2 separate regions of the Mus musculus genome follow, and region 1 is linked to region 2. Evidence: chromatin contacts called from ENCODE POLR2A ChIA-PET data. All regions are on one chromosome and are shown on one strand. The core of a region is the stretch at or near the end of the contact, and the rest is flanking DNA. Distances in the headings are between cores, read along the strand shown. Region 1 holds the start of Puf60 (poly-U binding splicing factor 60). Region 2 holds the start of Eef1d (eukaryotic translation elongation factor 1 delta (guanine nucleotide exchange protein)).

Region 1 (3,593 bases), core at 666-3,165, 170 kb after region 2:
AGAAACTATCACTTGTTATCACAGCTGGTCACTAATGTGTACCTCAGCCATGGTGCATCCAGAGAGGGGGAGGTCCCTTGAGGGATTTATTTGCTGCTGAGTGTCTCAGGTACGCAAGCCAAGCTCTGCCCTTCACCAGCTCAGAATAAAGAGTTATTTCCATTACACAACATATTAAATACCCTGAGCAAATCACCTAAAATCTAGTCCTGAGGCTCTTCCTGTGCAGGGGCATGGCCTATTTCTCAGGCAGCAGCGAAGATTTATGGAATCAATTTCCATGAAGTCCCTTAAGTCTGCATATGGAAAGTAAGCCACAGGTTCTAGCAACATTAGTACCATTGAGAGCAGTGCCAGACCCCAAGAATAGGACTGGCTGAAGGACGCTGTCTTCCATCTGTTCAGGTCCCTTCACAGGGTGTAGTGCTACTTCCTGGGTAGCCAGGCTTGTACTGAGCACTGTGGATGCAGCAAAACAAGAGAAAGAGAGAGAGAGAGAGAGAGAGAGAGAGAGACAATTCTCGGGGGCCTTGTGGTCAAATGCTGGCAAAGACGGCTTCAGTGGTGAGACTTACTGCTCGAGACCATCTCAATAATGACACTATCTGTCTAGCATCGCGCTAACCTTTCAGTCTGCATGAACAACAGGGGCTACCCAGAAATGAGGCATCCACTCTCCTCCAGTGCTGTTTAAAGTATTTTATACTCTGCCCTCACCCTTTCTTCTATCATCTGACAGCCACCTAAGGGCAGTCATCAACTCCTCAACTCTCTGGTTGTCTTTCCGAAAAGACCATTTACACCAATAGCGTCAAGCAGCGGAAGCAGGAATTTTTTTTTTTTTCTTTTGAAGTTAGCCCTGATGTGAGCAAGACATACTAGATCCACCCCTCACAAGCTGGAGCAAGTGCCCCTCTCCCATTATGAAGGTGCAGTTCCCAGCTAAGGCTGAGGAATGGCAGCCTGTGTGTACTCTACTCGACCCTACCCTACGGCTGGCCTCCAGGCACCTAGGGCTTAAGTGGTCTCAGCCCTTGCTTCATCCCCTCTGAGTGAGGGTGGCGGCTAACAAAAGTCTGGATTGCAGTGGGGTTAGGTCCAAGAGATAAATAGTCCCTGAAGGAACTCCTGGTGGTAGCCATTCAAGGAACATTCCCGACTGACTAGGGCAGAACCAAGTTCAGCCCTTGGAGCGTCCAGCCCAAGACAAGGGGGTTAGCAAAGTCTTATGATGCCCACCCGGACCAGTGACCGAGGCAGGCACCGGCTGTCGGGTTCCCCACAGAGGCAGTGACAGAATGGCTGTTTGAAAGGTGTGGAGGGGAATGGGGGTTGGGAGAGATGCTCTTCCCCTCCTGCGTGTTAACGGAACGGGAAACCCTCGTCTCTGCACCATGGCGCAGAGCAAATGCTAACGGGTCCGCCCCTTCCGCGTCCCCAACACGGGGCGTAGCCGCGCGGGTCTGGAGCAGGCACCAGGACACCCTAATGCCACCGGACGCCTAGACAGTTGTCGCCCAGTCTCGGCAGACAGGACCGCCCCGCGGGGATCCAGCAGGGCAGCTCCGCGGCCGGCCCACCCCGCCCAGCTGCCGGAAACTGGAGTCCTCGAGCCGGAAGCTGCAGTCGAGCCCCAGCCGTGGCCGCAGCCGCGCGCTCCCGCTCCGCCTCCGCCCCGCGTGCCGGGGACCACGGTAAAGTCCGTACGAGGTCCGGGTCGGGCCGCTGCGCACCCAGGGTCCCCTCCGCACCCTGTCCCAGCCGACGACTCACTCCTCCGAGCTGAGGGCCGCCCCCTGGCCGCGAGGGACTCACTTACGAGAGCTATAGTCGCCGTCGCCATCTTGCGTCCGTCGCGGCCGCCGCGCGCGCCACAAGCATCAGCTCCCTCCGCAGTCTCGCGCGATCTGGGCGTCGGACGCGGAAATCTCGCGACGTACGGCATAGCTACGAGAGCGGAGACCGAAACGCATTTCCGGGGCGGAGCAGGCCGTTAATGTACCGGAGGAGGACGGGGCGGGCCGGGGTTTTGGAGTGGCGACCCGGAGAGCCCTCCCCTGGTCGGGGGGGGGGGGGGTCGACATTTTTGAGTCAGTTCCGTCTGCCTCTTTTCCTACCACCCTATTTTAGTTGAGTCCACTCGCTGAAAGCTCGTAGACTGCGGAGACAGAAGACAAAAAGACTGATGCATCGTCCTTTGCATTGTCCATCTAAAGTCAGGAATCCTCATTCATTTTGAAATATGGTCTCTTTCCTAGTGAGAAAATAGCCGTTGACACGAAGATGGCCCCCAAAAGATGGCTCCCCAGCCTGTCCTGTGGTTATTGTCCTGTGGGCATAAATGTGTACGTTAGTCCCCAAGTCCTGAGCTATGTGTAAATATGTAGTTCATCTGGGCTTTGTGGCCGTAAGGCTGCCTGCAAGGCACCAACCACATCTGTAAGCTCAGGCACCTTCAAACTCCACCGGATAGCCATTCTCGTTTTCCACCCCTCGGGTTTTCAGACTTTAATATAGAGATCTTTAGCAAAACATGGCAGAATATTTTCCTCCCCCTCGGTACCCCCTTTAAACAGGAAAAAGCTCTACTGAAAGCAAACCTAAGTGGGCAGAGAAGTGGAATGCTGGGGAGCCAGGGGAGGGCCTTAGCAGGCTGGTGTGTGATGCTTGTGTCTTGAATTCTCCGAAAATGTGCAGATAGTTTAAAAAAAAAAAAAAAAAAAGTAGGTGCCTCCAGACTTCTATCCCTAATACAGGTTACTAGTCGTTCTGGCTCTGCCAACAGTGCCTGGAGATTAGCTCCTCCTGGGAACGAAGCGCTGAGACCCAGCTTAGCATCTCACTCTTAAGCAAAAGTGGCCAGCCAGAATCACCAAGCAGAAGAGCATGAAAAGAAACCAAGACAACAAAGGAAATGGAAGATACCTAAAGATGTTGCATCCCCCAAACAAGAAAATAAAGATCATGAACTTAGATTTCCCCATTTAAAAAAGAGAAAAATTAAAACGGCCAGGTGTTGGTGGTGCACTCCTTTAATCCCAGCACTTGGGAGGCAGAGGCAGATTTCTGAGTTCGAGGCCAGCCTGGTCTACATAGTTCAGGACAGCCAGGGCTACACAGAGAAACTCTTGTCTGGAAAAACACCCCCCCCCCAAAAAAAAACAAAACAAAATCTGCAAATGAGCGATTCGATAAGTTGAAAAATAAAGTTGAGCTATGTGTGGTGGCATATACCTGTGATCCCAGCACTCCAGAGGCAGGGGCAAGGAGAAGCTCTGTGAATTGGAAGCCAACCTGGTCTACCTTTCCAAGTAGTTCCAAGCAACTGCCAAGACTACATAGAGAGATCCTGTCTCAAAACACAAAACAGAAAACCCATAAAGTTGAAAGTTTCAAGAAAACAAGCGATAATCACATTGGCCAATATTCTTCAAGAATTAGAATTAGATGGGCCCACTAGAGACTCTGAAAATACACACACACACACACACACACACACACACACACACACAGGATGTTGAGTGGGCTGGGTCTCACCACCACCACCAGGGGGAACCCCAGGCACCACCCTCTGATAGTGATGGACCTTGCTT
Region 2 (3,433 bases), core at 396-2,895:
ATATCCCAGTCCTACTCAGAAACACTGGCCTGAGCTGTCTGCCCACTTTGAGACCCAGAGGCTAATGCTGTCACTCCAGTCTAAACCCACCCAGCCCCAATCTCCTTACCCCCAAATGCTATTGTTTGTTGGCTCTATTTCTGTTCCAGCAGACGGTACCTTGACCTGACACACAGGTCTTGGGACTCTGCTAGACGACTTGCTTTCTCAGCTCTTCCTTTACACCTGATAATATCTGGACCATACCTTGGGGGCATTGGTTGTGTGTCATCTTAGACACAGGAAGGAGAATGAAAACTCTGATTGGTAGAACCACCCAAGTCTGCTGAGTCAAGTGATGTGTGGAACTGGAGACCAAAGCACGTTCCAGCACCCGGATTTCACATGTTTCAATGACTCCAACATTCAATAGGCACACAGCATCTTAGACCCCTGGCTCAGAAGAAATGTTTAATGCCAGCATCTCCTACCTGCATCCCCCAAGTGTCACTCTTGCTATCAAGCCCTCTCAAGCACTTTTGCCTCATCTGTACTATGCCACGGAGCCTCACCTATCCAAAAGATAAGCCCGGAGGACGACCCTGCAGCAGCCTTCTCCTGAGAGGGCAGAAAGCCATGCAGAGCAAATCCCAGGCAACCAAGTCTAAATGGCTCCCTCTGCCAACTCTCCAACTGTTTGCTGAGTTCTCCTCCCACAGTCCGAGAGAAGGTTCATGATGTACTGGCCATCACAGAGCCTGGGAAGGGGACTCCTTGTCCCTTTGACTTCTTCCTCTTGACTCTGTTGCCCCACGGGATTGGCTTAGGGGGCACTCGGTAGTCCTGTCACATCCATCCTTTGCTTCATCCATGAGAATCCGCCTGAGATAAGACCCAGTTATCCATCCCCGAGTGACAGGGCCAATTCAGAAGCATCCTTGGGAGTAGCATCCCAACATTATAGCTTCACCAAGTTCTTTTTGCTGCAGGGTAGCCGTTCACTCTAGAAAACCATGATGCCCGGAGAGAGTGCTCATGTATTAGAAAAGGGGCGACCGTACCCTTCAACGCCCCTTTCCAAAGAAAGCTGCCCAGATCACCTTATTCAAATCAGTAAGTAGAGCTAGTCCTGTTACTTTTGAGCAAATCGACACCACCACGCCCTTTTTTCTACCCTGTGTTCGTGGACCGTACGAGTTCCACCAGTCAGCACCCGAAGCAACCTCCCTCTATGCCTAGAGTTAGGTACGCCCTTGGTGCTTAACCGCAAAGACCTAGGGCGTTAGCAAGAGCTGGGCCCCCAAAATTCCGGAGCCAGCCCGACCGCAGGCAACCGTGTCACTCAAGGCCGTGCCGTGCTGGGATGTGCGGAGCCACCGCGCAGCCAGCCTGAAGCAGCGCTCCGGAATCTGGCAACCATGTGGCCAGCGGCCCGCCTCCACACAGGCCCAGACGCCCGCCCGCAGCCCGCACTGTCCCACGGGAGGCAACCCTAACGGCGCGGGGCCCGGGCACTCCAGGCCTCCGCCGCACGTGCGCTCCTTGAGGCGGGGCCCCCGGTACTCACACGCCAGCCAAGGACGCAGCAACCAAAACCTGGAACTGCGAGCTCAGGACTGCAAAGGAGAGGGAGGGCGCCCGCGCAGCTCCCGGAAAACGCAGCGGCATAGACCACGAAAGGCACGGCGGGGGGTCCAACCCTGGGCACGCGCTGTCTTGCCCTCAGAGCGTGCATCACGATGCATGCAGGAACCACCATGGTAGAAGCAAAGGAAGAGCTACCTTGAGAGCCGCGCTTCACCTCAAGAGTTGTCGCTAGGAGCGGAGAACCGGATCTCCCAACACGCCGAACCCCTCCTCAGCTCGAAGAGTGGATCCGTCCGACGAGGGCGGGACGTAATGAAGCTGATGTGCGCACGCGCTAGTGACGCGCCCAAGGCCAGACTGTGCGCAGGCGCCACGAGGCGAAGTGGGCGGGCCTTGCGGGCCGGGGCAGGCAAGGCTGGCGAGACAAAAGGGAGGGACCCGGGCAGCCCCGCCCCCGAGCCCCGCCCCGAGCGGCCCGCGCGGGGTGTCAGGCTCGCTTTCCCGGGTGGTCCCTGGCGCCGACGCCATGTACCCCGCGAGCCCTCCGGCCGGCCCAGCCCTGCACCCGGTCCCGCATCGCGCTCGTCTTCCCCAGCCACGGTGCCTTGCTGAGCCGCCGCGATCGCCGGCGCCCGGCCCGGGTTCCACGGCGCGCCCGCCGCCGCCCCCAGCGCCCGGGCCGCGGCCCCGGGTGGCCGTGAAGATGACTTTCCGCAAGGCCTACTCAATCAAAGACAAGCTGCAAGCCATCGAGCGCGTCAAGGGCGGTGAGCGGCAGGCCAGCGTGTGCCGCGACTTCGGCGTGCCAGGCGGCACTCTGCGCGGCTGGCTCAAGGACGAGCCCAAGCTGCGCTGGTTTTTGGACCAGCTGGGTGGAGAAGTGGGCACGCAGCGCAAGAAGATGCGTCTGGCCAACGAGGAGGAGATCGACCGCGCCGTCTACTCGTGGTTCCTCACCTTGCGCCAGCACGGTGTGCCGCTATCCGGGCCAGTTATCCAAGCGCAGGCTGAGGCCTTTGCTCGCCAGATCTACGGCCCCGAGTGTACCTTCAAGGCTAGCCACGGCTGGTTCTGGCGCTGGCAGAAGCGCCATGGCATCTCTAGCCAGCGCATCTATGGTGAGGCTGAGTCCCCGGTCGCAGGCCCCGCGCCTGTCAAAGAGGAGCCGGCGCAGTCACCAGGCGCAGTTCTCGTACCTGACGGCGCGCCAGCCACTCTACCCCACTCCGAGGGCGGCTATGGCGACGAGCAGATCTACAATGCTAACGTTACTGGTCTCTATTGGAGGTTACTTCCGGAGCAGGCCTCAACTCCGGGCACTGGGGACTCCAAAGAGCCTGGTGGGTGCAGCCGACGCTGGCGCAGTGACCGAGTGACAGTACTGCTGGCCGCCAACCTGACGGGCAGCCACAAGCTGAAACCACTAGTCATCGGGCAGCTACCGGACCCACCCAGCCTGCGTCACCACAACCAGGACAAGTTCCCGGCCTCCTACCGCTACAGTCCGGATGCCTGGCTCAGTCGCCCGCTTCTTCGGGGCTGGTTCTTCGAGGAATTTGTCCCTGGCGTCAAGCGCTACCTGCGCCGAAGCTGCCTGCAACAGAAGGCTGTGCTGCTGGTGGCCCATCCACCCTGTCCGAGTTGGGCCACTAGCATGCCTCCCCTGGAGGAGAGCGAGGAGACTCCCAGGCAGTGCCAGCCTGAGCTCCTTGGGTCCCCAGAGGAACTTCAAACACCTGATGGTGCAGTTCGAGTGCTCTTCTTATCCAAGGGCACCAGCCGAGCACACATCCCTGCACCGTTGGAGCACGGCGTGGTGGCAGCCTTCAAGCATTTGTACAAACGCGAGCTCCTGCGGCTTGCTGTG

Evidence for each region. ChIA-PET counts read pairs that join two places held with the same protein, here RNA polymerase II (POLR2A).
Region 1: POLR2A ChIA-PET joins it to region 2 with 18 read pairs in embryonic stem cell. The contact joins the promoter of Puf60 here to the promoter of Eef1d in region 2. POLR2A ChIA-PET finds 5 or more read pairs at or near these places in 4 of 5 experiments (Patski and embryonic stem cell).

What each region holds. Positions count from the first base shown.
Region 1 is chr15:76,079,031-76,082,623 of GRCm38, forward strand. Puf60 (poly-U binding splicing factor 60) reads right to left here and starts at 1,916. Exons shown (of 12, transcript NM_028364.2): 1 at 1,820-1,916. The coding sequence starts at 1,843. Gm48952 (a long non-coding RNA gene) reads left to right here and starts at 3,496. Exons shown (of 2, transcript XR_003951572.1): 1 at 3,496-3,593.
Region 2 is chr15:75,907,699-75,911,131 of GRCm38, forward strand. It overlaps Eef1d (eukaryotic translation elongation factor 1 delta (guanine nucleotide exchange protein)), which reads right to left and starts at 1,646. Exons shown (of 10, transcript NM_029663.2): 1 at 1,547-1,646. Tigd5 (tigger transposable element derived 5) reads left to right here and starts at 2,037. Exons shown (of 1, transcript NM_178646.4): 1 at 2,037-3,433. The coding sequence starts at 2,093.